2 separate regions of the Homo sapiens genome follow, and region 2 is linked to region 1. The links are chromatin loops, found by intact Hi-C in ENCODE. Cell type or tissue: heart right ventricle. All regions are shown on one strand. Each heading gives the region's core, and the rest is flanking DNA. Links, peaks and the distances in the headings are about the cores only.

Region 1 (9,204 bases), core at 3,324-7,323:
GTGAGGGCCCGAGTTGAAGACAGTGGGAGACTGAGGGAGGAGAGGAAGGGCATCTTAAGGCAGGGGGCCCCCGGGCCAGGGCCCCCCAGGGAAAGCCTGGGCAGTGTGTGACTCGGCCTCTGAGCCGTCCACTGCGAGAGCCTCTCAGCTGAATCCTTGATATTTTGCAACACACGTAATATCATGGCCAATGGTCTGAGGGTGTGGGATTCACTCAAGCTGGGGGTGACTTCCACATTTGGGTGTGTGTAGAGGATGAGGACAGACTGGGAGCCAAGACCCCAGGAAGTCTGTCATGCAGGGAGCACAGGTGTGGGCACCTCGGCCCCTGAGGGTCCCTCCCGACATCTGGAGTATAAGGAACCCAGCATGAAACAAACCTCAGGAACCAGGGAGACCTTGGCCGCACTTGGGCCTTCAATACATGAATGTGGAAGAGCCTCGTACCATTCAATTATTACTCACATGAAGCAACTGCTGCGCTGTCGTTGCTGTTTTTGCTTGTACCTGTCCCGCCCCTCCCCCAGCAAAGTCAGTTAGAAGCAGACGCTGCTCAGTAACCAGTGGTACTTTCATTATTGATGGCTTGGTTTCATGCTATCTGTGATCTCCTTCCCTTTCTCTTTTTACTGATCTCACCGGTATTTGAAAATTGGTACACGATGTAGCTGACTACACCGTAGTCAATTTTTTGATTTCCCCATCCACCAAGAAACGCTCCCTTACGGGTCAAAAAGCAATTCCCCGGCTCTCTTCCCTTTTCCTGCGCACCGGCAGGCAGCCTTTCCTGCTGGTCCCAGTGCTTCTCGGAGGGCACCATCACGCGCCGCCCTGGCCTCGCCCACGCAGGGCTCTGGAACGGCCCTGTGGCTGAGGCCAAGGGCACCCCTCCAATGCCCACTGCCCTGCTGATATCCCCGACACCGCCCACCTCTCCACCTTCCACGCTGCTCCGCCCTCCTCCGCCACACACACTCCAAACCTGCAGTATTCTGAGAAACGCTGATTCACGTGTCAATGGGGGGTATAGGAAGAGAGATGAAGATAGTCAAGTTTCCATTCTCAAAATTCTCAAAATTCAAAGGAAAACACCATTGAGGTAGCTTATGATTATTGGCACCTTACAGACTGGGAAACTGAGGCTCCTTCTGCCAAGGACGAGGGGCAGGAGGAACCAAAGGTCTGCAGAGAAGACAGAAAGCTGCCAGCGCCTCTCCAGGGCCTTGATGGGGAGCTGGTGCTCGGCCCCAGCAGCCCTGGGGCAATCTCTAAAGCAGAGAAAGAGAGGTGCTTCATGAAGAGGTCTTGGGCTTTCTTTAGAATTCAGCCCTTCCCCTTTCTTCTTCCTAGGGGACTCCCAGCATAGTTTACCCTGGGAGCCCTGACTGTGTTGCAACGGGCTCAGGGTAGAGACCCGGTGACATGGAACCAGCCAGGCAGCAACCTATGCCTGCAAGTGAGTGTGGAGAAGAAGGAGGTGCAGGATCTGCCGCAAGGAGGGGCGCTCAGCATCAGTCTTGTGAAGTCATCAGTGTGCTCCGCTGTCCATGTAGCAGCAGTTACACCAGCCAAAGAGAGAAACAAAGTCAGGGCATGTGTACGTGCCCCGGTGCCCTTTTGGTTTCCGTTAGGCACCTTGCTCAATTTCCTGATAAACAAAACAGAGCCATCTGTGACTCTTCCAGCACACCTCCACTTTTAGGGAATTTTTAGGGATTTTAGGTCCCAGAGAGGAGAAACAGAACAGGGGAAGAAGTGCCCGATCGGTGTTAGGGGCCATGGTTCGAGGTCCTGCTTGTGTGACCTTCAGCAAGTTACCTTCCCTGTTTGCTTCCATTTCCACACCTGTGCAACAGGGCTGCGCTCTGTCTGAGAGACTAGAGGGTCACGTCGGATCATGAATAGCGTTTGGAACTGCTAAACACGCATTCAGTAATCTCATTTGTCAAGGATGGGAGCTCAGACCACAGGGCCTGTCTGAGACACAGCTGGGAAGTTTTTTTCTAGTTTCCCTTTTCTGAAAATCTGCTCCCACTCGGTGGTTTCTCCTGCCTACCACTGGCACCCAGCGTCTGGATATGTTGCCTACTGCACTGCCTACCAAGAACGCGTCAACGTTATCCCCATGTTGTGTGAGAGCAGGAAAAGAGGGTCTCCATCTTCGAGCTGAAGAGTCTTTCCCAGAGTGGATGTGCAGCCACCACCTGCCCAGGGGGTATTTTCCCAGAGCATCATTTCTACTCTACAAAGAATTTTAAATTTTGTGGGGTTTATTTTGTTTGTTTGTTTGTTTGTTTTTTGAGATGAAGTCTTGTTCTGTTGCCCAGGCTGGAGTGCAGTGGTGTGATCTCGGCTCACTGCAACCTCCGCCTACTGGGTTCAAGTGATTCTCCTGCCTCAGCCTCCCGAGTAGCTGGGATTAAAAGCATGGGCCATCAGGCCTGGCTAATTTTTGTATTTTCAGTAGAGACGGGGTTTCACCATGTTGCCCAGGCTGGTCTCGAACTCCTGGCCTCAGGTGATCTGCCTACCTTAGCCTCACAAAGTGCTGAGATTACAAGCATGAGCCACTGCACCTGGCCAAATTTTGTTTTTATATTTAAAAATACCTGGACATATGGCCAGGAGCAGTGGCTCATGCCTGTAATCCCAGCACTTTGGGATGCTGAGGCGGGTAGATCATTTGAGGTCAGGAGTTCAAGACCAGCCTGGGCAACATGGTGAAACCCCATCTCTACTGAAAATACAAAAATTAGCTGACTGTGATGGTGGGTGCCTGTAATCTCAGGTACTCAGGAGGCTGAGGCAGGAGAATCACTTAATCCGGGAGGTGGAGGTTGCAGTGAGCCAAAATCATGCCACTGCGTGATCTGTCCAGCCTGAGCGACAGAACAAAACTCTGTCTAAAAACAAAAACAAAAAACCTGGACATACCAGAAAATAAAATGCAGAGGTCATTAACATTTTTAGCTTTTCTTTTCTTTTTTTTTTTTAAGGAACCTTAAAGAAATGCTTGTGTTTAAGACAAACAGGCACTCCACATGATTCCCCTAAGCTCTGACGATGTTTATTTGGGTACAGCCTCCTCAGTTTATTTGCCTGGGGAGGAAACTAAGGCCCAGAGAAGTGAAGAGACTCTCCCTCCTCATGGCTCTGTCCTCTGCGAGGAAGAAGCATGGACGTTGCTGTCACTTTGTCTCCAACGCACCCTCAGTGCCTAGAACAGTGACTGGTACCACTCCCTGGCATCACTCACTAAGTGCAGGTTGAGTGTCCCTTATTTGAAATACTTGGAACCAGAAGTGTTTCAGATTTCAAATTTTTTTTGATTTTGGAATATTTGCAGAATTCATTCTGGCTGAGCATCCCTAATCTGATATCCAACATCCAAAACGCTCCAGTGAGTGCCTTCTTTAAGGGTCGTTTTGGTACTAAAACAGTTTTGGAGCATTTTGTATTTTTGGATTAGGGATGCTTAACCTGTATTTACTGAATAACTCAATTAATTTTAAGAGGCGAAAGGACCCATAAAGCCTCTGAGTTGCCTAGGAAGTGGCCACATTAACTCCAAGGATGAGGCGGACACCTTCTCGGGGCAGGATCGAACTGTTTCTGATCTTCAGCATCTGGCCCCATAAAATGAGAAGGGTTTTGCCTTGGGGTGAAACTGACCCTGGCATCTCCCTGGAGATGAAAAGCTCCTTATTTCCTAAAGATTCTTCTCAGAGCCAGAGGAAGTATGCTGAAATAGTCACAGTGATCATTTCTCATGAAGAGATATGAGTTTTACCCTCTTTTTAACTTTCTTCCTAATTTTTAAATAATAAGGTTGTATCACTCACAAAATAAGAATAACTTTATAGCACTCTGTATACATACATATATATGTGTATATATGTGTGTGTGTATGTATATATATATGTGTGTGTGTGTAAAGTCAGCAACAACAAGCCTTCCCCAAAGCGGCACACTGTCTGCATTTCTTCAGTGCCAACGTGAGGCACTTATGGGCATCCCCAGGGACTTGTGCGCCAGGCAGCTCCCATCGGCCCCGACGGCCAGTCCTGCCCACATGTGTGACATATATGGTGCTCCCAGACCTCCAAGGTTTGGTAAGAAAGAAAAACACTTGGACAACACACAGCCAGGCCGTGAACGTCACTTAGAAACGGGACCCATAAGAGCGACCTTCCCTGCTTCTCACGAGCCAGTGCATGCCCACACCAGTCCAGGCCTTTTCTTCTTCTACTGAGTGCTGCTTCCCGTCTCAGCTGATAGCACCACCACTCGTAGGTGAGTCCCTGTTCAACAGAACTCAGAGCTTTGCATCCATGGAGTGCCATGAACAAAAGTCACCGGTGTTTCTTAGGGAGAGAACTGCTTTTGCTCAGGGTCAGGATGCCCCACCTGCTTGGGGTGGGGAAGTTGAAGCTGGAGGAAGAGCTGGCTGCTCTGCAGAAGTTCAGAGGAATTGGAAGATGGGGCCAGGGAGGATGTGAGGAAGGGGAGGAAGGCAGAGACGGTGCAGGTGACTCAGCAGGAGGCTGGAGTCTAGAGGGAGAAGCTCCTTGACTGGGGTTGCTGAAGGGGTTTTAGAAATGAGGCTGTCAAAAAACATCACAGCTGCCTACTGCTTAATTTCTAGCTGACTCTGTGTTTCTAACCGTCTGTAGAGACTCCACACAGATAAAGCCCCTGTGCCACGGATTCTAGGGGGACGGGGCAAGAAGCCCAGTGCCAGGGTAGGAAGGAGGCCTTGGGAGGGGAGGCTGAAGAGTGAAAACTCAGGAGCAGATGCCGGGAGGCAGAAGTGACATCTGAACACACAGCCTCCGAGACAGTCCCTGGGTGGGAGACACTGAGGTTTCTGTTGTGCGCTGGATACGGCTTAAGCCTAATTTTACCTCAAATTTCAAAGGCCAGGGCGATCCAAGCTGATATTTGAGTTCCATTACCAGGCATATTCCTTACAACAAGAAGAATGTAAATTCTGTGGAAATTCTAGAACTTCTTTTTTACATTTAAACACAATTCCTTTGTTCCCATATCCTGAAATCAGTAAATTTAAGCAATTTTATTTTTCATTCTGTGCTTCAGGGATCTATGAGGGTCAACACATATTTATCACACGCTGACCTTGTGCTCAGGCCTATAGGAAAATGAACCTCCCTGCCCGCAATGACCTTAGAACCTAACTAAGGATATGGTTAAAACAAGCGCAGGATTGGGTGAGACCTGCTCAAGGGTCAGGCGCTGGTTTGTCGGGGAGAAATGTTGCCCAGGAAGGACAGGTGTGAAAGAAAGAGAAGATCCTGCAAGACCGGAGGGCCCAGGAAAGTCTGGGGGACTCAAAGGAGAGTTTCAGGATTGACCATGGGTGGACAGGGCTCTGCAGACCAGGATCTTTTCTATGCACACTTGGGGCCAGAAAGTTCTTTGTGGTGGGGGCTGTCCTGTACAATGCAGGAAGCTCAGCAGCATCCCTGGCCTCCACCCACTCAATGCCAGTGGCACTCCCTCCCTAGTTGTAAATGTGTGCAGACATTAGTACTTGTCACCTGCAGGGAAGAATCACCCCACTGAGAACCACATGCTGAGTCAAGGCAACAGCATAGGAATTGGAGCACGCAAGAGAGCTGGTCAACACAGGTGAGCTCTTGTGTGGGCCTCTCTATGGGCCTCCAGCCAGTCCCCAGACAACTCTGCTCTGGGCACCAGTGGCCACGTTCTCAGGGCAGGCACTACTGGTGATCATTCTACTCACACCTCTCTCTGGCATCAATGGCCTGATTACACACTGGGGATAGTAGGTAGTAGGTATATTTAGAGGGGCACAAAAATAACCGTGGCTGCCAAGCCAAAAAATTCAGAATTGCTCTCCTTAGTACAGGTTTAATATCGCTAATCTGACTTCAGAGTTTTGGATTAGGGATGCCAAACTGGTAAGTATAATGCAAAGATTCCAAAATCCAAAAAATCTGAAATACAAAACACTTCTGGTGGCAAGCATTTGGGACAACAAAGTGTGGTATATTTCTGATGAGATTTTGTCGTGTTTCAGAAAAATTAATTTGATAGTGATGTGCCCAATTGAATGCAAGGAAGGAGCAGGGTTTTCTGACCTGGTGATTGTGGATACGCCTCAGGAGGCTGATGACAATGAAACTGCGCCATCATTGTGTGGGTTCATTTGCTTTTCTGAGGAGGGATTCCATAGATTTCATCCGACACTCCACAGGTTGAGAGCTCTTGGATTCAACTGGTGCCCAAACACAAGACAGGACCACCAGTGCATATTTGAATAGGACAATCCTTCTGCCCATCCATCTGGTCCCTGCTTCCACTTCCCACAAGCAAACATCCAGTCCACAAAACTCATTGAGCAGCTGCAGTGAGCTGTGTGCCAAGCATGTGCCAGGGACTGGAGCTGCAAAGAGAGATGGAGGCCACAGGGAAGAGGCCACGAGATAGTCAGTTGTCTCATGAAGTAGAATACAGGTGAAGCCAGATTATCACAAGCCATGAAAACCTTCTGGAGGTGACGTCTGAGCTTTGTCTTGCCAGTTGATCTCGCTAGAATACATACGAAGTAAAGAGGGGCCTGGAATTGCTGGTGGCTGAGGAAATGGGAGAGGAAAAAGCATGCCGGACAGTCACGGTGCAGGAAGCCCTCATCACTACTAAGACTTACTGACTAATCGCACACGGGGGAAGGAAGCTTGGGTGGCCGTGAGTCAAGGATCCAAGCCTGGAAGCCTGCAGACAATACTGACTGGGGTTGGCAGCAGAAAGGGGAGGACGTTTTGAGTGGGAAGACAATGAGTTTTGGTTTTAGATATCTTGAGTTGAAGGCAATGAGAGGATACCCAGAGACTATTCAGAACATCTTGAGAGGAACTGGGAATACAGGACTGCTGCTGGGGACATGTCAGGGAAAGAGGTGGGCAGAGAGGAAATGGGTCTGTTTTCTCAGGGGCAGTGAGGGGCACCGTCGAGCCAGCCTTCCACAGCTCTGGTTTCTCTGGGCACTTTCTTTCATGGGCTTCTTTGTGGGTCACAGACATGTTCGGTGGGGAGAAAAATCTCAGTAGAGCAACCTTCATTAAAGTTTCGGGTTCCAGGTTTGAATGAGTAGTTGGGTGTTGAGCAGGATCCTTCCCCGGAGTGATGAGGGGGAAGGGATGTTCAAGCACTGGGTGGAGGGTAGGCACATTCTATGTTTTGATAGAACCTCCTAGTCACATTCACCCCCATTGTGATGCCAGCCAGTGGTCCTCAAAACGTAGTGTCCATGAGAACCACTGAGAGCTTGTTAGGAAAAGCCATCAGCTCAGCCCCACCTCCCTAGAGATTGTGATGTTTAGGTCTGAGGTGGACTCATATGGGTTGTGTTTGTTTGTTTACTTTTTACACAGTAAATTTGGCTTTGTGGAGGTCAGTGGTGGAGTGTGCGGGTTTTATGAATTCTAGCACAGGGAGTGGATTTGTGTAACCACCACAATGCATGCAGAAAAGTTCCACCAGCCCAACAAGCTCCCTTAGCTACCGATTTCTACTCACACCTGACCCCACCTCACTCCCTTGGTAAACACAGGGCTTTTCTCTGTCACTATTGGTTTTTTATTTTCAAGTCTGGAATTATACAGTGTGTAACATTCAAGCCTGGCTTCATTCACTTAGAATAATGCCTATGAGATTCATCTGAGTTATTGTCTGTATCAATGGTTTGTTCCTTTTTAGTGCTGAGTAGTGTTCCATGGTATGGATGGACCACAGTTTGTCAGTTACCCAGTTGAAGGACATCTGGGTCCTTCAAGGTTTTGGCAATTGGAATCTGCCTTTAAACAAGCCCACTAGATGATTCTGATGCAAATGGTCCCAGATCACACAGTGCCCTAGGTTGTGCACAAATGCGAATACTTTTAACTTTGGCTGATCTGATCAGTGGGAGTATCTTATTATCAGATTTGCATATTTCTGATCGTCAGGAGGGTTGAGAATTTTTTAAAATCCTTATTGGCCATTTATGATTCTTCTTTGAATTGCCTACTCTTATGGTAGCTACACCAGGCCAATCTGGTTCGACTTTTATGTAACAAAGTTGTGAGTTGTTGTTCAGTTGCCATGGACCCTCAGTTCACATAGCCTGAGCACACCCAGGTAAACAAAGTGTGCAGCCACAGGGCAAACCTAAGTGCTCAGACTGAGAGCCAGGGACTGAATTAAGAAGAGGACACTGCATGCCTGGATTCAGGATCCAGGATCCAATCGGATGGAGCTTTGGCCTCACCCCATGGCAAGATCCAGTCAGGTTGTGCCACCAGGCATCACCTCATTGCAATATCCAATCAGATCACATGTCATTACCCTTTGCTTATAAAACCTGACCTGGCCCTTGGCTTGGGCAGGTGCTGATTTGGGAGCTATCGCTGGTCTCCTTGCAAGTAGTAAAATTTCCCTGCTAAATCCTCTGCGGGTGGTTGTCCTCCACCAAGTGACCAAGCCCACCCATTGTGTGGATAACGATATCTTTTGCCTTGTATTTTTTTTTTTTTTTTTGGTAGCCAAATTGTTTTGTTTTTCATGGTGTCTTTTAGGAGCTCTTTTATGTTAAGGATCTTAACCCTTTGTTGTAAGTATTTTTTCACAGTCTGCTGTTTTTCTACTGTTTCTTGACCTGTTGAAAAATAACAAGCACGGCCCACTCTGACCAAAATTCCTAGAACCACAGCCTGCAGATGAGAGTCCAACAAAGGCTTAAGAATAGCATGATCTGTTTGGATGACTAAATTTTTGCCTGCTTGTTCAACAAGGTGTTCAATATAAACTCAACCTTAAAGGCACAGTCTGCTTTCAGCTGTATTCACTTTGGTTCTGTGAATCACAGGGTCCTTTACTTTTTATTGTTCCAGCTGTTTTCCTGTTTTGGGCAGAGCTGAAGATTGTTTTGATTGTTTATGAACCTAAAATTCAGAGAAATTTCAAACCCTTCACAGGCATGTTCTGACAGTAGATGGGAGGACTTTTCCTAATGTGAAGTCTCACTTTTTTTTTCCTAATCAGCTGTTAAAATAACCTTCAGTCAGCTGGGCATGGTGGCTCACACCTGTAATCCCAGCACTTTGGGAGGCCAAGGTGGGTGGATATGAGGTCAAGAGATAGAAACCATCCTGGTCAACATGGTGAAACCCCACCTCTACTAAA
Region 2 (9,204 bases), core at 3,440-7,439, 180 kb before region 1:
GTTTTAACCTCAACCTGGAGGAAAGCAGTTTACCAGTGGGGTATAAAAGCCCAAAATAGGCCAGGCGCTGTGGCTCAAGCCTGTAATCCCAGCACTTTGGGAGGCCGAGGCGGTGGATCGCCTGAGGTCAGGAGTTCGAGACCAGCCTGGCCAACACGGTGAAACCCCATCTCTACTAAAAATACAAAAATTAGCCGGGCGTGGCCCCAGCTACTTGAGAGGACGAGCCACGAGAATCGCTTGAACCCGGGAGGCTGAAGTTGCAGTGAGCCGAGGTGGGCGACAGAGCAAGACTCCATCTCAAAATAAATAAATAAAAGCCCAAAATAGGAATAATACTTAAGTGGACCAGGGATTTTACATACTTTTCCAAGATGTCCTTAATCGCAAAATTAACCCCCTGAGCTTTCACCCGTTGAGCTTTCGATCGTCTGAGATGCTGAGTATGTGCATTTACTTCGCATTTTCAGGTAAACCATCAGATCTCTGGTTTCTATATGATTTTAGACCACCACCACCGTAGGTCAACCTGCAACTTTTGAAAAGCTTTTGATTTCACTTATTTCTCAGTTTTTGTTTTAATCTTATATATTGGGTCAATGTCTCCTAACCAAAGAAGAATCTATGTTTAGGCTAGAGCAAAACAGGTAGTGAGGTATGGATAGGTATGCTTTTCCTAAAACCAACAGACGTTCTCAGAAATTAACAGGATGCCATTTTTTATTTCACCCAAGTAAGTTTTCCATTACCAAAGTCTATGTAATAAACAACAGGGTTTTGTTCACAAAAAGTTCTGGTCACAACCTGTTTTTCTTCCTTTCCTTTCACAGATTTATTCACTTGACAAATGTATTTTGAGCACCTGCTACTTGTCAGGAACCGTCCTAGGCACTTGGAACACATCAGTGAACAAAGCAAAGATCGTTGCCTTCTTGTTGCATTATATTTTAATCAGTGTTACCTTTCCCTCAAACGTTCACAAACATACCAGAGAGGAGTTTGCTGAGGACAAAAAATGGCAAATGAGAGCTTTTTGCACTTTCGTATACGTGTCCTCTGCACCGGGTTTAGTCATTTTCAACATACCCTCCCCTCACTCATCCACATCCTCTGCTTTTAGTTCAGAACAACAGTCGTTGTGTGAAACTCTGAGCCTTCACACCACTACCTTGTTTTTAAATGTAATTGCTAATCTTCAACGCCATCTTCTGGTTTACTCATTTGCCATATTGATCCACTAGAAGTTATTTTTCTTAATGATGATGTGAATACAAGTAATAAAACATTTTAATCACTAAAACTCCGGATGGCCTCATTACCCGTCAGGGAGGCAGTGAACAGGTAGCAGCTGGCAGTGGTGACCAAGGACTTTTATATCTTAGTCACGATTGAAACAAAAAACGGCAAAGGTTCTCAAATTGAAAAGCTTCCCCACCAAACTCCCACCCCCTCCACACACTGAGACTTGAGAAAATCGGTATTCCTTAGTAAAAGGCTGGATATTTATCAGTAAATGACACAACTTGTTGACAAGCAGAAACTAATAGGAAACCAGTTCATTGAATGTGTACCCAAAACAAAGGCTGACCGTGATATTCCACGAGGAAGTTACTTATTTAGTGAATTATCCGTATGTTGAGGTTGTAGTCGGCACACCATCTGAATGGAGCATTTCCATTTTCAATTTCACATTTATCGTAAAGAGTCTGCAAGAAAAGCTGAATTTACCTCAATTCAGTATTTTAAAAGCCAATCTTTAAAATTATACATTCACATGCAAGTAAAATATTTCAGAAAAACCCATCCTACACACACAAACACACACACTAGATTCTTAAAATCTTGGATAACACTATTTTCCCACTAATTCACTCTTTAAAGGGGGGGGCTACAATTGGCTAAAAACAATGCAACTGTATCCATAAAGAAATATAAAGGGCAATCATTTTTAATTACCAGAAAAAATCAGGAAAATACTGAAAGTGCTATTTTCATGTAATTTATATAGAATATATGTCTCTTCTAATCCTCTTTGGTTATATGTGTTTGCAAATCTAATTACTGGCCATGACACATTGCATGGCCAAAAGGTAGTATCATTGGGGATTAAATAAGTGCTTGAGTTTTTAAGGCTGTGAGGCCTTGGGAGAGCCATTTAACCAAAGTCCTACTTCTGGGTGTACAAGGAGGGTGGGGGTGTCCCTGCCTCCCAGCAGTGTTTGTTGTGATGATGAAATGATGCTTTGCGCAATGCCTGGCACATCATCATGTTCAACAAATCAGGGCTATTATCATTTACTACGCACTTCAATACTTAGGGGTATCTCACGGACTTTCACTCATTTGGCCCCCAAACCAAACCTGGCAGGCAAGGAAGGCGGGATTCAGCCCAAGTGTAGGGAGAACGAAAGAGATTGTGAGAGGTCCAGATGGCTGGCCCAAGGACACAGCTCTGAGGAACTATTTTTTCTCCTTGTACACAGGGATTGGCTGCATTTGGCATGACTATTTCAGAATCAGCCTCTGAGTGCAGGCTGTCATAGGAGGGGGAGTTTCATCTCTGGTCAGGTCAGTGTGGGTAAGAAAGTCTTCCCTGGCCTCATCCTCCGCCCCTGTGAAGTGGAGGCCGGCGGCAAGTGACCACTGAATCCTCGTTTAACCCTAAGTAGGTGTTTTTTTCTTTCTGTTGCAACTTAGGATCATTAATGGCTGCCTCGTGGCCTTTTTGGTTATGGTAAATTCAGAGTAAGGAAAGCTGCATTTTATTTTTAAGCCATGGATCTAACCATTGACCTTCACTTTATTCTTCTTCACAAGGCTAAATTCTCTTTGAGGAAATGAGAGAAACCTGGTGCTGCCTCTTAGCCACTCTTCTCGAATGTTTAATCCTCTGGAAAAAAAAAATCTAACCTTCTAAGCTACTTATACCAGAGAGGAGTTGGGATGGAACACTCTGGAAATGAGATTATATTATAAATGCTCTCACTGCACACTCAGTTTAAAATAATTGAATGTTATTTGAAAAGTGATAAATTCTTTGGTAATAGAATACAGAGCATAAACCTGGATTTTTTCAAGTAGAGCTGTACACATTTTCCTAATTTAATTAGCAGAATGCCCTGAGTGCCTTCAATGAGAAAATTTGCAGAGCTTCGACAGTAAGCATTCCCAGGGCACAGGGCGTTCAGGACCAGCTTGTGATCTCTTTGAGGGCAGAGTTAGTAAGCGGGGCTTTTTCCTACATGCAGAGAAGAACCCGCTTTCAGGCTTGTAGGAAATGAGACTTGTGATTGTAATCGATGACGTAATGAGAAGCCAAGGATACGAGGTGATGTCTCCTTTCCCTGTTTATAAACAGCTCTTCCCTTTTCGCCTGCTCTTCTTGCCAGCATTCTAAGAAGAGTCCTGGCAACACTTCCCACCTCTCTGACGTGTCATGCTCTCTACAGAAACAGTGACGTGGCTTTACACAGGGCCAGTTGACACTGCCAACTCCTTAACCAAGCCAATGAAAACGCAAATGGTTTGCAATACCTTTGGGCAATTTTCTGAAAACTGAAGCAAGAGGTGAAAGGCAAACGGCTTTGTCTAATTCCACCCATTTGTAACAGCGCCTAATGTTGGGTTATTCTAAAGTTCATCAACGGCTCTTTCAGCGAAATTTTGTGAAACAGCATACCGTCACTTGTCACACATAAGACTCTAGGCATGCTGGATAGAGGAGTGTATCTTTCTAGAAAGGTTAGGTTATGCTGTGGTAACGAGACCCCCTGAGATTCTGGGGGGGGGGTTACTTCTTGTTCAAATGAGATATCCATGGCAAAGCCACGGGGATCCGGAACATTCCTGGCCACCTGATGGAGAGAAGGGTACGGGAGAAGCATGTGCTGGCTCTGTTAGTTCCTGCCCGGCAGCGAGTTACATGGCTTTGGCTCATATTCCCCCGTAATAAGGTAAGAACTACAGTAAAGGAGGAATTATCTGGCCATAGTGTGGGTACCGCCCGAGAGAGAACAATGGCCAGGAGGCCGGGGAGGCCTCGGGGTGAGGTAGAGAGCTCTCAGACGGGCAGGTGCATGGGTGGCAGAGGAGGGAAGGACAAGCAGTTATGGGGCTGAGTAGACGTGCTCGGCAGGGGGTGGGGCGGTCGGGGAGTCAGGGGTTGCTGGAGGGTTTCCAGGATGGGGAATGACACAGGAGTCCCCTGTATCCACCGTTTCCCTTTCCACAGTTTCAGTTACCTGAGGGCAACCTCAGTCTGAAAATAAGAAATGGAAAATTCCAGAAATCAACACTTTGTGTTTGAAGTTGCATGCCATTCTTTGCAGGGTGGTGACATCGCGCAGGGTCCCGCTTCATCCCTTCTGGGATGTGAACCACTGCTTTGTCCAGCAGACCCCACTGTATATGCTGCTGGCCCATCAGCCATGTGGCAGCCATCAGGCCATTAGAGGGCAAGTGCCATGCAGTGAGATGTTGGAGAGAGCAACAACATCCACAGCTTTCATTACAGCGTATGGTCATCATTGCTTGGTGTTATTATTAGTGTTGTTAATCTCTCACTGTGCCTAATTTATAAGTTACACTTTATCCTAGCTATGTACGTACAGAAAAAAACATAGTCTATAAGGGGCTCAGTACTGTCTTCTATTTCAGGCATCTGCTAGGGGTTTTGGAACATATCTATCCCCTGAGAATAAGGGGGGACTACTATTACCAAGAACCCTGATAAAGAAGTGAGGAGGAGGAACACGATTACCGGGGAGACAGGCGAAGTTAGAGATGCTGTCTCACCATCCATGCTGAGTTATTTATCCAGCAGGCATTGGGAAACACAGAGTTTCTTTCAATCACCTTTGAACCGTGACATCTAGAAGTAGTGAGTGGCTCATAGTAATATGCTATAAACATGACTGTGTCTTGCCTCTTGGGTCATGCTTTTGTTGACAGTGATCCTAGTCCTCCTTCAGCCTTTAACAGGGACGGTGGCAGACTCTGAGATGGAGGTCAGCATGTATGATTAGGGAGCATGCTTGGTTGGAGTCAAGGGGAAGGGAGCAGAACTGGGCCGAGAGGTGCCCGTGATGCAACGCCAAGCCAAATGGACTCCAGTCAATGCTGCAGAAAGCTCTGGAGCTAGGACGAGCCTGTTCCAGCGTGGAGTGAAGGGATAGGGCCCCCGCAGCCCTGACTGAGCTAGCATTGGGTGCCAGCTGCCTCTAGAGGAGACGTGACCTGGGAAGTTCGTTTTCTCCAGCTGGAGCCATCGCCACAGAAGGCTGCCTGCTGAGAACCACCTCCCAGGAGCAGTCTCAGTACCCGAGGGAATGAACCTCTCACTCCCAAGTGGGAATCCAAGCAGTGCACAGCAACATCCACCCAAGTCTACACCTCGTTCTGCTGTGATCCATTTCCTCTCATAGCTCCTGAGGGCAGCTCCTCCTGGTTCCAGTGGGCCTCCATCCCTGGAGGAGGGTTGCCAGTTTTAGCAAATAAAAATGCAAAACTCCCAGTTAAATTGGCATTTCTGATAAACATTGAATAACTTGTTTTAGTATAGGTGTATTCCATGCAATATTTGGGACGTACTTACACTAAAGAAACTACTTGTTGTTTATCTGAAATTCAAATAGCAACTTTATCCTGGAGAAAACTTAGAAGAGGAAAGTTAGTGGAACAGATTCCAGCCTCAGCCCCTGCAGCTGGAACGCCAGTGAAGACTCGTGAGCGCCTCCTGCTCTGTCCTTTCTAGATGCTCCCACCTTTCAACTACAGCTCAGTGGCCATACCCAAGCCTTCATCCTTGAGGGCTTTGAACTGGTCACGGTGCCCTTCCTGGTCCAGGGGTGCTGCACCTCCACATACCATTTTCCATCAGTACACACAGGGAGAGCCAAGAGGTGCCCGGATGGGTTGCCGGGGTCCTGCCCCATTGTATAGCAGCAGCTCCACACCTCCTGATGACCAAGGTCAACATGCCTTCTTGCTGCTAAGCTCCACCCAAGGAGCCTCCCAGAGGCCTCCCACAGCTTAGAGTCTAGTGGCACCCTTTCTGTGTCTCCTGGAAACTTGCAGAAACAAGAAGCACAAATTCCCCAAGGGGTCTCTGAGAGTTTTGGTAAGTGGGCCGTTCCTCACCCCCACCTTGGCTCGTACTGAGGACAAGCACTATGTGAAGGTTTCTGACGCAGTGTGCGAGCGAGCTGCATCCTCCCAGCCCTTCTCCCACAGCACGCCCTGGCTGCAGCACTTCTGCCTGGCTTCCTGTGGTTAATGCTGTCTCACGTTCCTGGGAGCCATCCTAGCTGTGTGTTTCAGCATCTCTTGGGGCCTTGCTGGGTGCTCAGTGCTGTGTCCCAGGAGCATGGCCACAGACTGAACCACTCTCTCTTATATGAATCTATGCTCCCCATACCTCCTTGGCCCAGCACTCTCAGACCCCAGGACCGTGACTGCTCTCCTGGATCCTGCTGGCATCTCTTTCTTTCAGACACAGCCCCATTCCTCCTTAGCATGCCCACCTGGTCCCCAGCTAGGCAGATTCCCCAGCCAGGTGGATCCTGGGTGGGCAGGGGGCATGTTTTCTTGCAGGAGAGAAGCCTCTGTATTGTTTCCAAATCAGGGTAGCACAGCCCTTAGGAGGAGGGGGATCCCAGAGTTCCCACAGTGCTCCCAGCAGCCCAGGGCATACATCCTTCTTTCCTAAGTGCTACCCGGGCAGAGCCTCCCAGCATGTGCTGCAGGGATCTTGTGCAAGGCACATCTCCTGGGGCACAGTGTCTTCTCTGTGCAATTCAACCATCCATTTCTTTTAACCATGATGCATTAAGCCAGTGCCTCCCAGGCTTGGTGGATGGGGTCGGGAGTGGGGGAGTGGACAGCCTCAATATGAGGTCATTGCACCTCTCAGGGAAAGAAGGGTTGGCAAGGAAAGACCCCACACATAGCTCAGCAAACCAAGCATGATGCAGTAAGGCTAGTGGGAGTGTGTGAGGAAGACGTAACATGCAGTGACATTTGAGCAGAACTTTGATGGAAGAGCTGGGCTTCTCTAGGCAGGGCAGGATGTGGGGGGATTCCTGGCAGGAGGACCCTGGGCGATGACAAATGGGCCAGGAACCTGAGGCCTGGTTCCCAGGCCACTCTGGGTTCTGGGTGTGGAGTCGTCCTCTGGCTGCTTGGGAGGACTCGGGAGAGCATTTTGGAGCGGGAGCTGCTGAGTGTGCCTTTGCTCCTTGCTTTCCAGAGGTCAGAGCAGTGGCGGGAGAATGAGGGTTCAGGTGCTTCCCAAATGAGAACAGATTTTAGCCAGAGGGTCATTAGGTTTATTTCAACATCAACATTAGGTGACTCATCAAAAGTCCTCTTTCAGCTTCCTTCCATATACGTTTAGCTTTAAAAAATCAGAACATTATCTTTTCTAATGCTCTGAGGCTCCCATTCAGGAATGCAGTTGATTTTTCCCGTTTCAGAAGCGTGAGCAGCTACCCAGGCCAAGTGGGAGGGCATTTCCACTGGGACAAGGCCTTAGAGGTCTACCCCGCACGTGTCCTGCAGAGCCACAGCTTCTGTTGGGGTGGGCACCTTCGCAAGTGTGACACAGAATCCCTGCTTTGAACCTTTGAACTTGAGTGAAGGGCTGTGGCCTCCCAGAACTTTCTTGGCTTGCCTGGGGGCTCCCCAAGGTACTGTGGCATTGCAGTACCACAAACCCACGCACTCAAGTCCAGACGTTGCTTAGGATGCAGAGAGCGATGCGAGGCCTGGCCCATCTGATGTGATAGCCTGGCCCACTCCCCTGACAAGCTCTCCTTGCCCTTCTTACTCGCTGCACGGGAGGCGTGGTACCTCCATGCGGCACCTGCCCACCAGGGGCAGCCTGCTGGCTATGAAGCTTCTCTCAGACACCAGAGAGGCCGTGCGATGCATTCAACCATAGTTTCCTCAATGATTTCCCACTATAGCCTGGTGGGGAGGAGAAGCAGGCTATAAGATTCGGCTTCGGAGATGAGCCCATTGATATGGGAGAGGTCATTTGGAGTTGCTGGATGTCAATAGAAGCGGGAGCACGGGCAGACCCAGCTCTGGCTCAGGTGGGCTGGGGAAGCTAAGCTACACAGACGTAACCGGGCTTGTATTTGCACAGTGCAGCCTCAGCTGCCTCCTGGATTTGCCCCCTCCAGTCTTCTCCCCCCTTACTCCTGACACTTCACGCTGGCCCAGGCCTCTGCCCCACTCGCCTCTTAGCCCACCTCCCTCCCTATGGAGAACACGGAGGCATGAGATGCACCTGTTGGCTGCCCCATCCACCCCTCTCCTGCTGCCTTAGAGGAGGTTCCTGCCTCCCTGAAGCCTATCAGGGTGGTCCAATGAGCGAAACAGGGAATAACTGGGGGCGCCACACTATGCTTATCCTGTGGCCCTTAAGCAGCCGTTGCAGAGAGGCCCTGGTGCTCATTCCTGCACTAGGTGTGGCTCAGTCATTTCATCTCAAACCTTCAGAGTTCTGGGAAGGGTTGAAGCAGAGGAGTGAGACAAGGGAGGCACCCACGGCCCTGCGGGAGTGGACACGCATCCTGCCAGGGGCATTCAACTCACAGGGACAGTTTGGGCATTGCACAGCGCGTGCCGGCATTCTGGAAAGGTGTATGCTATTGTCAGTGTTTTGCGTAAGGCATATTGGACAGCACCCAATAATGGCAGCAGAAGGTTTCAAGAGGACGATTCTACCAGAACCATCACGAGACTTCCGCGGCGATGTGAGCCTCCTTCCTGCCGAGCTTGTGGGCACTCTGGCTGTCCTCTTGCTATCCCTTCTTGGTGCCTTTGTGCTGTGGGGCCCTCCACTGAGGCGGGCTGAATCCTGGCTGTCTTTGTACACCCCGAAGCCTGCCGGAGGTCCTCAGTGGTCACTGAACTAAACAGCGTCCCTCATCCAGTTCAAACTGAAATTTCAGTTATGAAACTCCCTTCAGAAATTCCCTTTCTATTCTGAATGTTGTGCTTTTTCTTTCAGTTCTTTGCAAAATCACCAAAGCCAGGAGGCAGTGCATTGAGAACAAATCCATGGGCTAGGCTGTTTTCTCTGCTCACTGAATTCAGTCTCTGTTTTAATTTGGTATTATCTGCTAAGTGTAAATGGAGCTAACTTATATCAAAGATAAGATCTCAGGAGTTATGCTGTGAATATTTTAATTACACTTC

What was found. A loop is a pair of places that touch in the nucleus more often than their neighbours do. Peaks named below come from ENCODE experiments on the same cell type or tissue, not always from the same donor. Only the 100,000 strongest peaks of a DNase experiment are listed, where the experiment ranks them.
Region 2: a loop joins it to region 1, with 2.6 times the contacts of the local background. A loop is called at or near these places in 8 of 110 quality-filtered maps.

The regions. Positions count from the first base shown.
Region 1 is chr6:201,332-210,535 of GRCh38, reverse strand. LINC03066 (long intergenic non-protein coding RNA 3066) reads left to right here and starts at 5,052. Exons shown (of 8, transcript NR_126020.1): 1 at 5,052-5,649. RefSeq lists enhancers at 265-464, 1,276-1,325. In heart right ventricle, for the core only: no CTCF peak of the experiment used is centred there; no DNase peak of the experiment used is centred there; H3K27me3 peaks cover 1,156 bases.
Region 2 is chr6:381,730-390,933 of GRCh38, reverse strand. No RefSeq gene overlaps it. Among named protein-coding and RNA genes, the nearest start is that of IRF4, 5.4 kb to the left of the region's middle. RefSeq lists an enhancer at 1,163-1,212. In heart right ventricle, for the core only: no CTCF peak of the experiment used is centred there; no DNase peak of the experiment used is centred there; H3K27me3 peaks cover 3,783 bases.